Regions from separate parts of the Homo sapiens genome. Here region 2 is linked to region 1. Evidence: read pairs that join two places in POLR2A ChIA-PET (ENCODE). Cell type or tissue: HepG2. All regions are shown on one strand. Each heading gives the region's core, and the rest is flanking DNA. Links, peaks and the distances in the headings are about the cores only.

What was found. ChIA-PET counts read pairs that join two places held together with the same protein. Peaks named below come from ENCODE experiments on the same cell type or tissue, not always from the same donor. Only the 100,000 strongest peaks of a DNase experiment are listed, where the experiment ranks them.
Region 2: POLR2A ChIA-PET joins it to region 1 with 8 read pairs; 2 of 35 experiments call an interaction of 5 or more read pairs at or near these places.

Annotation. Positions count from the first base shown.
Region 1 is chr12:100,434,336-100,441,945 of GRCh38, reverse strand. No RefSeq gene overlaps it. Among named protein-coding and RNA genes, the nearest start is that of NR1H4, 36 kb to the left of the region's middle. In HepG2, for the core only: no CTCF peak of the experiment used is centred there; a DNase peak (open chromatin) is centred at 4,355; H3K4me3 peaks cover 426 bases.
Region 2 is chr12:100,057,076-100,064,685 of GRCh38, reverse strand. BLTP3B (bridge-like lipid transfer protein family member 3B) reads left to right here. Exons shown (of 21, transcript NM_015054.2): 13 at 4,643-4,836; 14 at 5,153-6,657; 15 at 6,940-7,115. Among named protein-coding and RNA genes, the nearest start is that of ANKS1B, 76 kb to the right of the region's middle. In HepG2, for the core only: no CTCF peak of the experiment used is centred there; no DNase peak of the experiment used is centred there.

The sequences.
Region 1 (7,610 bases), core at 2,414-6,413:
TATATGTATAAAATATGCATATTGTACACACACACACATACCCCCTGCTACATACACACACATCCTGGAACAATTAACAAGGAAGAAAATAATGACCAGATAGAAACACACCAAAATGTTAACAAAGATGATCATTAGATTATAGCAATTGTGAGCAATTCCTGTTTCCTTACATATATTTCAGATATTTTCCAGATACTCTGCATTAAACATGTATTACTTTTACTAATTCTCTTCTTCCTGTTGCTCAGGCCAAGAATCTTGGAGCCGTCCTTGACTTTATTTCTCTAAAACCCCATATCTAATCTATCAGCAAACCTGTCAACTCTACCTTTAAAACAATTCCAAATCTACCTGCCCATTTCTCACCACTTCCACTCACGATGGTCCAAATCACCATCATCGGTAGCCTAGATTTCTGCCACAGCCTTATTTCTGGTCTTCCTGTTTCAACACTTGCACCCCCACCCACACCCCAGTTTCTAGAAAGAGCAGGAGGGGTCATAAAAGAACATTATAAGGAGTAAAAGAGAGTCCCATTTAGAGAGCAACAAGCTGAAGTCTAAAGAGGAACATCTCTAATGGGGGAATTGAGGAAAATGGCTAGAACATTTCAAGGAATACCAAAGTCTGACACTGCAGTTGTTTTCCAATTCTGTGTTTAAATCACATACTTCACCTCCCATTAGCCACACAAAACACACAGGAAAATATCTCTTATCCATTGTCGCTTTGCGTTGGTGTGATTTGGGGTTTCTTGTGGTAAATCCATTCAGAGAGAGCACAGAGAAGGTAGGAGGCAAAATGACAAACAGAGCAGGAAAGAAACTGGAGTAAGAAGTGACCACTCAGAAAGCTTAAGGCAGGGTGCTGGGTTCCCCACAGTGCATACAATGGAGGCTTCAGTCATTTTATTTCATTATGATGAGAGAAGGGACCTCAAAAGTCTGGGGAACGTAAGGCTACCCACTCAAGCATTTATGTTACATTAATATGTCAGGAAAGAGATAGGTTGATCAAATGCCACTTCCAAATTGTTTTCTAATTGGCTTCATGTGAATATCTCATGAGCAGAGGCAATGTCTCATTCACCTTCATTTCCCCCCGCACCTGCCACAAAACAGGTGTCAGAAAACATTTGTAAAACAAATGGATTAATGAAGAAGGAAGGAAAGAAGGAAGGAAGGAAGGAAGGAAAGGGAAGAAGGAATAGAGGGAGGAAAGGAGGAAGAAGGAAGGAAGGAGAGAATTTACAGGTAATAAGAATAGCTAGTGCTTCTTAAGTATTTTCTATAGCCAGGCATTCTAAGTGTTTTCATGTATTAACATACATAAACCTAACATAGATTTATGTATTTTCCCCAAAAGTCTTCAAGTACATTCTCATTAATTTAGCCATTCAACAACTATTTATTGAGAACCACTATGTGTCAGGCACCTTTTTAAGTGCCGTGGTACAGCAGTAATCCAATACAGTCACTGTTACAGGATTCACATTCCCTGACTTGAGATTAGAATTAAATTCCCTCTGGCTTTGTGTACCTTGTACATTTGTATTGTCAACTTCACTAGCGAACAGATTCATGGTGCACAGAAACTCTCTAATGAGACTAAAAAAGGAGCAGATGTTCTTAATTTCAAAAAGGGTGTTCATCAAAGCTGTTCTTATATAAGTTGTCCAGGTGCTGTTGGCTTCTGAAAATGCTTATAAGCACCAGAGCTAGAAACTCTGAGGGGATGTCCTCATTATTCCATTATATGAACAACTAGAAATGACAGGCAGAGTCAAAGCAAAGTAATTATCCTGTTAATTCAGGCCTCCCCAAAAGCTCCTTGTCTCAGCAGTTACCTTAGTTCACTAATAATTAACCTCACATAGATTTATGTATTTTCCCCAAAGGTCTTTCTCATTCAGTCACTCAGCAACTATTTATTGAGAACCTACTATGTGTTGGGCACATTTGGAAATGCCTGGGTACAGCAACATTCCAACAGTCACTACTCTCATAGAGTTCACATTCCCTCACAATTGAGGCAGCAGAAGAGCGATCCCCATTTTACAGAAAAATAAATGGAGGTTCAGAGAGGTTAAGTGACTCGGATCATGGATCAAGCAGAGAGATAATGGCACTGTATTCTGATTCTTACTACTTAGAATTCACAACACTATGACATGAAAAGATTGTTTTGATGAAATAGTTTACTGTAAAATGCTTTGCCATCTGTCACACACACACTGTGAAGGCTCTTGAACACATAAATCCTCTGTGGCATTGTTATTTAGAGGATTCAGTGCAAGGAGAGAGGTAGATAACCAGCAGGAAAGCTGTAGGTATCCTTGATTCCTCTCTTTCTCTCAAATCCCACAGCAAATCTTACCCAGAACCCAGTCACTTTACTCCACCTGCATTGCTATCACCCTAATCTAAGCCATCATCATCTCCCATCCAGACTTTTTTTTTCTTTTTTTCTATCCTTTGCTTTTTTTTTTTTTAGATGGAATCTTGCTGTCTCACCCAGGCTGAAGTGCAATGGTGTGATCTCAGCTCACTGCAGCCTCTGCCTCCGGGTTCAAGTGATTCTTTTGTCTCAATCTCCCGAGTAGCTGGGACTACAGGCATATGCCACCACACCTGGATAATTTTGTATTTTTAATAGAGATGGGGTTTCACAATGTTGGCCAGGCTGGTTTTGAACTCTTGACCTTAGGTGATCCTCCCACCTCGGCCTCCCAAAGTGCTGGGATTACAGGCATGAGCCACCAGGCCCAGCCTCATCTAGATATTTGAAGTAGATTTCTATGTGGTCTCACTGTCCTTCTCACCCTTGACTTTCCTCAACACAGCAGCCAGAGGAATATATATATATATATATATATATATTTTTTTTTTTTTTTTTTTTTTTTTTTTTTTTTTGAGACGGAGTCTCGCTCTGTCGCCCAGGCTGGACTGCGGACTGCAGTGGCACAATCTCGGCTCACTGCAAGCTCCACTTCCCGGGTTCACGCCATTCTCCTGCCTCAGCCTCCCGAGTAGCTGGGACTACAGGCGCCCGCCACCGCGCCCGGCTAATTTTTTGTATTTTTAGTAGAGACGGGGTTTCACCTTGTTAGCCAGGATGGTCTCGATCTCCTGACCTCATGATCCACCCGCCTCGGCCTCCCAAAGTGCTGGGATTACAGGCATGAGCCACCGCACCCGGCCGGAATATTTTTAATTTGGAAGCCAGATCTTGTCTCTACCCTGCCAAACACCCTGCAAAGGATTCCCTCCTTTCACAAAGAATTAAGAGCCAACATCTTTACCATAGCTTACAAGGCCCCACACAATCTGGCTCCCATTTTGCCTGACCTCATGTCCCACCATTCTCCCTTTCACTGTAATCATTCTAGTCACAGCAATCATCTCGAGGTCCTCAAATCCACAGGGCATGTTTCCACCTCCGGGCCTTTGCACATCCTCTTCTGTCTGCCTCAAAGATTTCACTCCAGATATCTGCATCTTTACGTCCTTCAGGTCTTTGCTCCAGTATCACCTTCTTAGTGAAGCCTTCCCTGATTCTCCTTTTTGAACTTGCCACATGCTCAAATATTTTCATTCCCCTTTATCTTGCCCTATTTATTTTCCTCATCACACTTACCACCCTTTAAAAAAAAAACTACAGAAATTGCTTATATATTATGTTCAGGAATTTTTCTTTCTTCTATTCACTTATGTATTCCCAGAAGCTACGATAATGCCTGCTATTACTGGTAGACACCAAGCAAATATAAGTTATTATTATTATTATCATCATCACCATCGTTTATAAATTCCAAAGAACAGGAACTATGAGGCTTATACAGAAAGAAATTTCTTCCATTTGGAGACACTATAATTCAGAAAATGTGATCAAAGGTTTTTATAGTCAAAGATATTAAATTGGAATCCCAGCTCTGCCATTTACTTGGGACGTTGGGTGAGATATTAATATTTGGCCTCTGTGAGTCTCAGGTCTCTTGAATATAAAATGGGAAAAATAATACCTATATCACAAGACTGCAGTACTGAAGAGAGGATATAATATACAGAAAGTGTCTAGTTTGATCAGAGCACAATTAATGTGAACTCTCTCAAATTAGTAGTTTCATTTTACGTTGGCCAGATTCTTATCTAATGGTGTGGCTTTGAATACATTCCTTCCACTCTTTGAGCCTCATTCACATAGCTCTACAATAAAAGGGTCCGTTGAGGTGTTCTCTCTCAGTATAAGCCCATGACCTTGACTGGCTTGGAGGGCTCCAAAGGGGCTGACGGGAACCTTGGGCCTCACAAGACATTGCTTCACCCTTTCCCATGGGTTAGCTAATCTGCAGCTGTTCATTACTGAGCCCTTTAAAAGTCAACAGATAATAACAGGAGATAAATAAAACCTTTGTCACTTACTGCTCTACCTTGGTTTTACACAAGTGCTGCCAGAATGAGTTGCAACAGGAACCTTTGAACAGACTAGTCAAATGTTATGTGCTGATAAACGTTTATTTAGAATGCAGTTTTTTTTTTCCTGGAATTTCTCAGTAATTAACCAACTGCTCTAATCAAGATCCTCTTAGGCAGCTGTTTAGAGTAGTTGTCCCCAAATTTCTCACCACTAGGTACTCCCCTTTTTGCTCCCATACCTCCTACACATAAATCCAAGTTTTCAAAGTTTTTTCTACCAAATAAACTGCATGCATCAGGTGATAATTCCTGTATTTTTCTTCAGAAAATATATTCCCTAATATGGGAAATGCCTGGAGGAAGCCTCTCTAGGTTCTTAAGGAGGGCATAGAAGCGACGAGAGTGGTGTCTTATAATTGATCTGTTAGAACAGATTGGAGATTGGAGACAGGAAGAGGAAAGAGCTGGAAACCTCAGCCAGGCTGGTACATTTATCCAGTAAAGTGGAAATGGCTCATGGTAATGGGGATAGAAAGTCACAGGTAGATCTGAGAGACATTTGGAAGAAAGAAGCAAGTCACAACCCCTGATGATGGCTCAGTAGTGTCACGGCTATAAGAAAAGGGTGGCCTTACTCTTTTGAATTAAATTGTTCTGGGTAAACACTAACATTGATCAATTTAACAAAATCTAGTGTGGCTTCCTCCAGGCATTTAAAATGGAGTTTGGGGGTCAGGTCCAGTGGCTCATGCCTATAATCCCAGCAGTTTGGGAAGCTGAGGTGGGAGAATCACTTGAACCCAGGCAATGAAGACAGACCCCATCTCTACAAAAATTTAGTCAGTCGTGGTGGTGTGTGACCATAGTCCCAGCTACTTGGGAGGCTGAGCTGGAAGGACTGCTTGAGCCCTGTGAGGTGGAGGCTGCAGGAGCCATGATTATGCCACTGCACTCCAGCCTAAGCAGCAGAGCAAGATCCTATCAAAAAAAAAAAAAAAAAAAAAAAGAAAGAAAGAAAGAAAAGAAAAAGAAATGAAGTTTGGATGCTGAAATGTTAAAAGATGTTTTGTTGGTTTAAGTGGAAAATGAAATAAAATATTTCAAATCAGAGCTTGCTTGGAAAATTCAGGAAGAATAATCGAGGTAGCAACTGCTCACTAAATCAAGTTTACAGGGCTTGTCTTGGCATTGTTCATTGTGCAACTTCCGTTTCCTATCCTCTTTGTTTCTCCTATGCCCACCCTGACAGGAAGGCCGCCTTTCCTCCACCTGTTGAAATCTTACATTCTCTCTAAGACTTAGTCCTATTTCTATCTCTTCTATAAAGTTTTTCAGGCAAGGCCAGTGGTTCTTAACCTTAGCTGCACTTTGAGATCACTTGGCACCACCAGTTTTCTGGAGTGCAGCCTGGGTGCACCCTCTGAGTGGTTCCAAAGTGTAGTTAATGTTGAGAACAATTATTATAGGCCTATTTTAGTCCCTGCACATAGAAAAAATAAACAAAACAGACAAAGCCCTAGCTTTCATAGAACTCATATCCTAGTAGGAAAATAAGCAATAAGCATATTTTTAATAAGGCAATTTCAAAGACACTTGCACTGCAGGTTTATAGCAGCAAAATTTGCAATCACAAAAATATGGAACCAGCTCAAATGCCCATCAATCAATGTGTAGATAAAGAAAATGTGATACACACACACACACACACACACACACACACACCATGGAATTTCTACTCAGCCATAAAAGGGAATGAAATAAATAATGGCATTCACAGCAACCTGGATGGAATCAGAGACCATTATTCTAAGCGAAGTAACTCAGGAATGGAAAACCAAACATCGAATGTTCTCATTTATTAGTGGGAGCTAAGCTGTGAGGACGCAAAGGCATAAGAATAATACAATGGCCAGGCGCAGTGGCTCACGCTTGAAATCACAGCACTTTGGGAGGCCCAGGCGGGCGGATCATGAGCTCAAGAGATCGAGACCATCCTGGCCAACATGGTGAAACCCCGTCTTTACTAAAAATACAAAAATTAGCTGGGCATGGTGACGCATGCTTGTAGTCCCAGCTACTTGGGAGGCTGAGGCAGGAGAATCACTTCAACCCAGGAGGCAGAGGTTGCAGTGAGCCAAGATCGCGCCACTGCACTCCAGCCTGGCCACAGAGTGGGACTCTATCTCAAATAACAGCAATAATAATAATAAAGAATGATACAATGGGCTTTAGGGACTGAAGGGAAAAGTTGGGAGGTGGGTGAGTGATAAAAGACTACACGTTGGGTACAGTGTACACTGCTTGGGTGATGGGTGCACTAAAATCTCAGAAATCACCACTAAAGAACACATCCATGTAACCAAAAACCAACTGTTCCCCCAAAAACCTATTAAAATTTAAAGATAAATAAGTAAATAAATAATAAGGTAATTTCAGAGTGATAAATAAAATAGATAAAAGTACATACAGTAATAAAACAAAAAGAAGCTAAGAAAGTTGAAGAGGCAACTTTAAACATTCTGAGGAAATGACATTGAACTGAGAACTGAATGTTGAGAAGGAGCCAAGATTTAAGGAAGGAGCACTTTAGACAGAGGGAACTGCAAGGTGGGCAAGTTTGAATAACAGAAAGAAGGCCTGTGAAAAAAAAGGATGAGTAGAACAATACAAGATTGAAAAGGAAGGCAGGCATCAGGTGATGTGCGGACTTGTAGGCCATAGTAAATCTTTGTTTTCTGTTCTACCTGTGAGGAAGAGCTATGGTAGATGGTTTGCAAAGATGGCCAAACAATCTTCGTGTCTCTGTATGGATGCTCCTTTGCAATGTGACTTTGAGGCTCCTCTAGTCAAGAGGTAAAGTCCGTTTTTCTTCTCCTTGAACTAGGTCTGGCCTGTAACCAAGAGAATGTGGAAGAAGTGACATTGAGGCCCTGCAGCTTTCATCTCTCCTTACAATGCTGCTCTGAGTCCATCATGTAAAAAAATAAAATTAGTCTAGCCAATTAGGGCATGAGTGCCATTTGGAGGAGAACCAGAGCACCATGATCAACAAATAGCATCAGCTCCCTGGGAGGCTGTCTAGTCCACCCAACCTCAGTCAAACTTGAGATGACTATAGTCACAAGAGTGACCAGGGGAGACCAGCAGACCAACCACCTAGCTGAGCCCAACCCACAGAATTGTGAGAAAATA
Region 2 (7,610 bases), core at 1,792-5,791, 380 kb after region 1:
TTTCACTAGATAAAGAATTCTTGGCTGATAATTGTTTTGTTTGAGGAAGCTGAAGATAGGGCTGGAATCCCTTCTAGTTTCTAGGGTTTCTGCTGAGAAACCTGCTATTAATCTGATAGATTTTCCCTTACAGGTTACCTGGTGCTTCTGTCTCACAGCTCTTAAGAGTCTTTCCTTCATCTTAACTTTAGATAACCTGATGACAATGAGCCTAGGCAATCATCTTTTTGTGATGAATTTCCCAGGTGTTCTTTGTGCTTCTTGTGTTTGGATGTCTAGGTCTGTAGCAAGGTCAGGGAAGTTTTCCTCAATTATTCCCCCAAATATGTTTTCTAAACTTTTAGATTTCTCTTCCTCCTTAGGAACACCAATTATTCTTAGGTTTGGTTGTTTAACATAATCCCAGACTTCTTGGAGGCTTTGTTCATGTTTTCTTATTCTTTTTTTCTTTGTCTTTGTCGGATTGGGTTAATTCAAAGACCTTGTCTTCGAGCTCTGAATTTGTTTCCTCTACTTGTTCAATTCTATTGCTGAGACTTTCTATAGCATTTCGCATTTCTATGAGTGTGTCTATTTATTCCTGAAGTTTTGATTGGTTTTTATTTATGCTATTTCCTTGAATATTTCTTCTTTCACTTCTTGTATCATTTTTTGGATTTCCTTACATTGGGCTTTGCCTTTTTCTGGTGCCTCCCTGATTAGCCTAATAACTAACCTCCTGAATTCTTTTTCAAGTAAATCAGGGATTTCTTCTTGGTTTGGGTCCATTGCTGGTGAGCTGTTGTGATTTGTTGGAGGTGTTAAAGAACCTTGTCTTGTCATATTACCAGAGTTGTTTTTCTGGTTCTTTCTCATTTGGGTAGGCTCTCTCAGAGGTAATGTCTAGTACTGAAGGCTGTTGTTCAGATTCTTTTGTCCCATGGCATGTTCCCTCGGAGTGGTATTCTCCCTTTTTTTCTTTTCCTTTTTTTTTTTTTTTTGAGACGGAGTTCACTCTTGTTGCCCAGGCTGGAGTGCAATGGCACAATCTAGGCTTACCGCAACCTTCGTCTCCTGGGCTCAAGTGATTCTCCCGCCTCAGCCTCCCGAGTAGTTGGGATTACAGGCACCTGCCACCACACCAGGCTAACTTTGTATTTTTAGTAGAGACAGGGTTTCTCTGTGTTGGTCAGGCTGGTCTTGAACTCCCGACCTCAGGTGATCCACCCACCTTGACCTCCCAAAGTGCTGGGATTACAGGCGTGAGCCACTGTGCCTGGCCGGTATTCTCCCTTTCTTCCTGTGGGTGTGGATTCTGAGAGCCAGGCTGTGGTGATTGTTATCTCTCTTCTGGATCTAGCCACCCAGCAAGTCTACCAGGCTCTGGGCTGGTACTGGGGGTTGTCTGCACAGAGTTCTGTGATGTGAACCATCTGTGGCTCAGCTGTGAGTACCAGCACAGTATTTGGGTTGTCTCTCAGGTCCTGCAGGAGCAATCTGCTTCTTTCAGAGGGTCTACGGGTCCTCCCAGTTTTCCTGATTTATTCCTGTAGTGATTCTGGAGCAAAAATTCACTATGTGAGCCTCCACACACTGCTACGTCCATCCGAGTCGGAGCTGCAAACTAGTCCTGCCTCCCGCCTGCCACCTTGTCCCTGAACAAGTAATTTTTCTTCAGAGTTAAGAGTAGTTTCCAGTATTTATGACTTCTAAGCTGTTTTTTTTTTTTAAATTCTTTTCTTTTTTTTTGAGACAGCCTCACTCTGTGCCTGGGCTGGAGTACTGTGGCACAATCGTGGCTCACTGCCGTCTCAAACTCCTGGACTCAAGTGACCTTCCCACCTCAGCCTCGCTAGTAGCTAGGATTATAGGCATGAGCCATCATGTCCAGCTAATTTTAAATTTTTTGTAGATACAAGATCTCACTCTGTTGCCTGGGCTAGTCTCAAACTCCTGGGCTCAAGCCATCCTCCCACTTTGGCCTCCCAAAGCGCTGGGATTACAGACATGAGACAACACTCCCAGCCATCCAGGCTTATTTATACAAGCTTTGTTAGCATGTACCAAAGGAATTATAATCTCATTCTATAATCTGTACTTTTTTTTCTGAAAAAAGTTACAAAATTCCTTCCTTGCATTTTAAACTTGACCCCTGTAGATACCTGGTAGTGGAATTGCTAGATTAAGTTTAACTGTTTTTTAATTTAATGTTTTCTTAGAGAAATTTTCAAAAATAAACAAAAGTAGAGAATATAGTATGTTGCACCCTCATGTAGATGAGTTAATTTTCATTCTTCATTATCTCTGTTTTGAACAAAACTAAATGATCCAACTTTTATAATCTCTTAACTTTCGTTTTACCATTGTGAAAGTAACGTACACATTGTATTTTAACAATAAAGAAGAAAAAGCCAAAACAATGCTTGTACGCTTGCAGTTTTAGATATCTGCTCAAACGTAAGTATATTCATTTGTTAGGGCTGCTATAACAAATACCACAGACTATGCAGCTTAAACAACAGAAATTTATTGTCTCACAGTTCTGAGGCTAGAGGTCCGAGATGAAGACTTCAGCAGGATTATTTCTTCTGAGACTGCTCTCTTTGTAGATGGTCATCTTTCCCCTTTGTTTTCACATGGTCTTCCTTCTGTGTATGTGTGTATGTCCCTCCTGTTCGGTTCTTATAAGAATATGAGTCATAATGGACTAGGGCCCACCCAGTGAACTCATTTTACCGTAATTGTCTGTTTAAAGGCTTTAGCTCCAAATACATTCTGAGCTACAGGGGGATAGAATTTCAGTAAATGAATTTTGGAGGGACACAATTCAACCCATAGCAATAAGTATAGCATTGTTAGTCTTGTTTTTAATGCATGTATTTCTTTTACATATTTAATTTGCACCCTGCTTCTTTCCCTTCGTGATATCAGAATATTCAAAGTTTCTACAAGCTGCTTTTAAGTATTATTAACTACATACTAATCTGTTTTATAAGTAGACTTCTGTTGGAAACTGCATATAGATCTTTCTTTTTTTTTTTTTTTTTTTTGAGACGGAGTCTCGCTCTGTCATCCAGGCTGGAGTGCAGTGGCGCGATCTCGGCTCACTGCAAGCTCCACCTCCCAGGTTCACACCATTCTCCTGCCTCAGCCTTCCCAGTAGCTGGGACTACAGGCGCCCGCCACCACGCCCGGCTAATTTTTTGCATTTTTAGTAGAGACGGGGTTTCACTGTGTTAGCCAGGATGGTCTCGATCTCCTGACCTCGTGATCCACCCGCCTCGGCCTCCCAAAGTGCTGGGATTACAGGCGTGAGCCACCGCGCCGGCCCTGCATATAGATCTTTCTACTGCTTAGTGTCCTGGGTTCCTTTTTCAGTCCCACATCTGCTATCGGGGTTCTTTCTGTGCTCTAGTCTTGGGCAGCATTTGCTCCCTAGTCTACTCTGTGACTACCATCATCAATCAATCTACGTTGAGATATTCCCTTTACTTCCTTTCCTTCCAGAGTGTGATGCAGTCTCTGCAGCACCCACTTTATTTCTATTCCCAAAAGGCAGGCACCTCCACTTCACAATTGCATGTCTCTGATAGACTTAAATTGTAATTTTTCTCTGTTTGTATATGTCTCATGTAATAAACTACGAACTTTTAAGGAAAAAGGACCATGCCCTATTTTTTTGTTTTCTTTGTGCTTAGGGTAAGACAATGTAGTTGACATTCAGTGAATCTTAAAGGAAAGTGAATGAATAAATAAATAACATAAGCAAATAAACCATATTCAGGACATTGTTACAGTGTTCCCTCTCCACTGGTATCTCACACCTTTGATTTATTTTTCTTAAATTTAGTCTAAATGCTCTAGATATGCATAACTTTAGCTTTTGTAGGAATAAATATGTCTGAATTTTTAGAATAAAAGATCTTCAAGGTGCTCTGAAAACAAAATGTCTTTTATGGTAGAAAAATATGTATATTTCAGGAAGTGATATACCCTCTAATTGTAAATATTAGTTTATTTTAGGAGAGCTATGAAAGAGTGAATTCATTTTATTATTCAGGAGATACTTGGTTTTTACATTACTCCAAGCACTATTATAGGCCTTGATTAAAAGTGGGGAATAAATTTATGCACGGTCCCTCCTTTCAAGGAGAACCTGCTAGCATAGCACTTTCATAAGAAATTGGTTAACTTAGCTCTCTCATTTTAGAAGATATAGATTAAGATTCAGGTTGTAAAGTCTACAGAAATATGTGATCGAGGACCACTTTGATGTGATACTTCATCAAGAAGGTAATGTTTTTAGAGGTTTGCTTCTTGGTAAATACAACCTTAGGAAAGAAATTGAAACAGTGCTTCCTGTTTTATGCAGTTAGTTTTAGATTAATTTATATATTCAAAATATTCATGTGTTTTATATATTTATATGTTATAGATATTTTGAAATATTAAAACATTTTTTCAGTTAGGCATGGGAAATTTTTTTTGTCTATCTAAATGTGTTTGTTATCATTCCAATGTATCACTTTGATTTTGTAAATAATACCTCAAATTTGTTTTATCTTAAGAAAGAATAAAACTGACTAAACATGTATTTTTTGTTCTCAGGGAAGATTTAGAACCATCCAATTAAAAATTTTTAAAAAACATCTTGTCTCCACAGTTCCATCTCCCAACCTCTATAGCCAGCTGAATGCACTACAGTTTACTGTGGATGAAAGAAGCATTCTATGGTTAAATCAATTTCTGTTGGATTTAAAACAGAGTCTTAATCAGTTCATGGCTGTGTACAAGTTGAATGACAATTCAAAATCTGACGAGCATGTTGATGTTCGAGTTGATGGCTTAATGCTAAAGGTATCATACAAACAAGTAGTAGTAATGATTTAATTTTGTTCTTTTTATTTTATGATTTGTGCGTATATGTATGTTACATTGATTATTAATTCATGTTATGTTTTTTAAAAAGATTCTCTTCTTAGTGGTCATGTAAGTCCCCTTTACTCAATTTAATAAGATTTGAGGGGAAGAGTTAGTGTTTTACGTCTTAATAGGAAAGTAGTATTTTGGGGGAAAGGTCAAGAAAAAGAATTTCTGAGCTAAGTCATGTTCTTTTATCTTCAAGATGTATGGATTTGCCAGTTGGATGAGATTAATTTTTCTTCTCTTCTAGTTTGTCATTCCTTCTGAAGTGAAATCTGAATGTCATCAAGATCAGCCACGTGCAATTTCTATTCAGAGTTCTGAAATGATTGCCACAAATACAAGGCACTGTCCAAACTGTCGACATTCTGACCTAGAAGCTTTGTTTCAAGACTTTAAAGATTGTGATTTTTTTAGTAAAACATATACCAGCTTCCCCAAATCTTGTGACAATTTTAATCTTCTACATCCAATTTTCCAGAGACATGCTCATGAACAAGATACCAAAATGCATGAAATTTATAAAGGAAATATTACTCCCCAATTGAATAAAAACACTCTTAAAACTTCTGCTGCCACGGATGTTTGGGCTGTGTACTTTTCTCAATTTTGGATAGATTATGAAGGGATGAAAAGTGGAAAAGGACGGCCAATAAGTTTTGTAGACTCATTCCCTCTTTCCATTTGGATTTGTCAACCAACAAGATATGCAGAGTCACAAAAAGAGCCGCAGACTTGTAATCAGGTATCTCTAAATACATCACAAAGTGAATCTAGTGATCTGGCTGGCCGATTGAAGCGGAAGAAGCTCTTGAAGGAGTATTATAGTACAGAGTCTGAGCCTTTGACAAATGGTGGTCAGAAGCCTTCTTCATCAGATACATTTTTCAGATTTTCCCCTTCCTCGTCAGAGGCAGATATTCATCTCCTAGTTCATGTTCATAAACATGTCAGTATGCAGATTAATCACTACCAGTATCTGCTTCTACTTTTCCTGCATGAGTCACTTATCCTGCTTTCAGAGAACTTAAGGAAAGATGTAGAAGCTGTAACTGGCAGTCCTGCTAGTCAGACATCCATTTGTATTGGAATTTTACTTAGAAGTGCAGAACTGGCTCTTTTGCTCCATCCAGTGGATCAAGCAAATACTCTTAAGTCTCCTGTTTCTGAAAGTGTGAGCCCAGTGGTACCTGATTATTTGCCTACAGAAAATGGGGATTTTTTGTCTTCAAAAAGAAAACAAATTAGTAGGGATATAAATAGAATTAGAAGTGTAACTGTTAATCATATGTCAGACAACAGATCTATGAGTGTTGACCTTAGCCATATCCCTTTAAAGGATCCTTTGCTTTTTAAATCAGCTAGTGATACAAATCTGCAAAAAGGCATTTCTTTTATGGACTATTTATCAGATAAACATTTAGGGAAAATAAGTGAAGATGAAAGTAGTGGACTTGTTTACAAAAGTGGCTCAGGAGAAATTGGATCAGAAACAAGTGACAAAAAGGATTCATTTTATACAGATTCAAGTAGTATCTTAAACTACAGAGAAGATTCGAATATACTTTCATTTGATAGTGATGGTAATCAAAACATACTTTCAAGTACTTTAACTAGTAAAGGAAATGAAACCATAGAGTCCATCTTTAAAGCTGAAGATTTGCTTCCAGAAGCAGCTTCACTCTCTGAAAACCTGGATATCAGTAAAGAAGAGACCCCCCCAGTTAGAACACTTAAATCACAGTCATCTTTAAGGTAACAACATTTTATTGGCCTTTTTAAAAATTAATTTATTTTGTGGAGCGTGTGTGCCTATGAGTGTATTTTGTTTTGAGGCAGAAAAGCTCATGACAAAATATGGCATTGTTAACATGTAGAAGAGTAGATGTTTCAAAATATGAAAACACTTTGAGCTTATACGTTTAAATATAATTTCAGCTATGGATGCTATATACATATTTTAATTCTCTTAGAAGTATTTTTTAGATAGAATTCTTTTCTCTATATGTAATAATTTTCTAATAATTTTGTTAACAGTGGAAAGCCTAAGGAACGTTGCCCACCCAACCTGGCTCCTCTCTGTGTTTCTTATAAGAATATGAAAAGAAGCTCTTCACAAATGTCATTGGATACCATTTCACTTGACAGCATGATATTGGAAGAACAGTTATTAGAAAGTGATGGAAGTGATAGCCATATGTTTTTGGAAAAAGGTAAAGTTATGATACGGCTTAAGAATTCATATTACGTACATACACCTTAGGAGAAAAGGGATGCTTTTAGTTATATTCAGTAATTGTTAACTGTACCCATGCTTTTTAAAGTTACTGAACATAACTAAAAATAACTGAATATTTCTACTTATATTTAGTAATTGTTAATTATTAATAATATTTAGTTATTTTTAGATATATTCTAATTGTTCATTATAGCCCCCCAAAAAGACTTATTTATACATACAGGGACTATGCAAGAGTACCTAACTTTCCTCTAATGGTTGTTCCATTGTTTCTTTTAACCAGATACTCCTGCCTCTCTATGGCTGAGATCCAGCAATTATATGTATGCAGTCATTTAGACCATAAAGCAGGCGACATTAAGGCTACCAGCCTCTATTACAGAGACTCCTATATTTGGAAATTTGATTAGGTGGGCTTAATTTGCATGGTGAATTCTACTGATTTACAAAATTAGGATTCTTTCACATA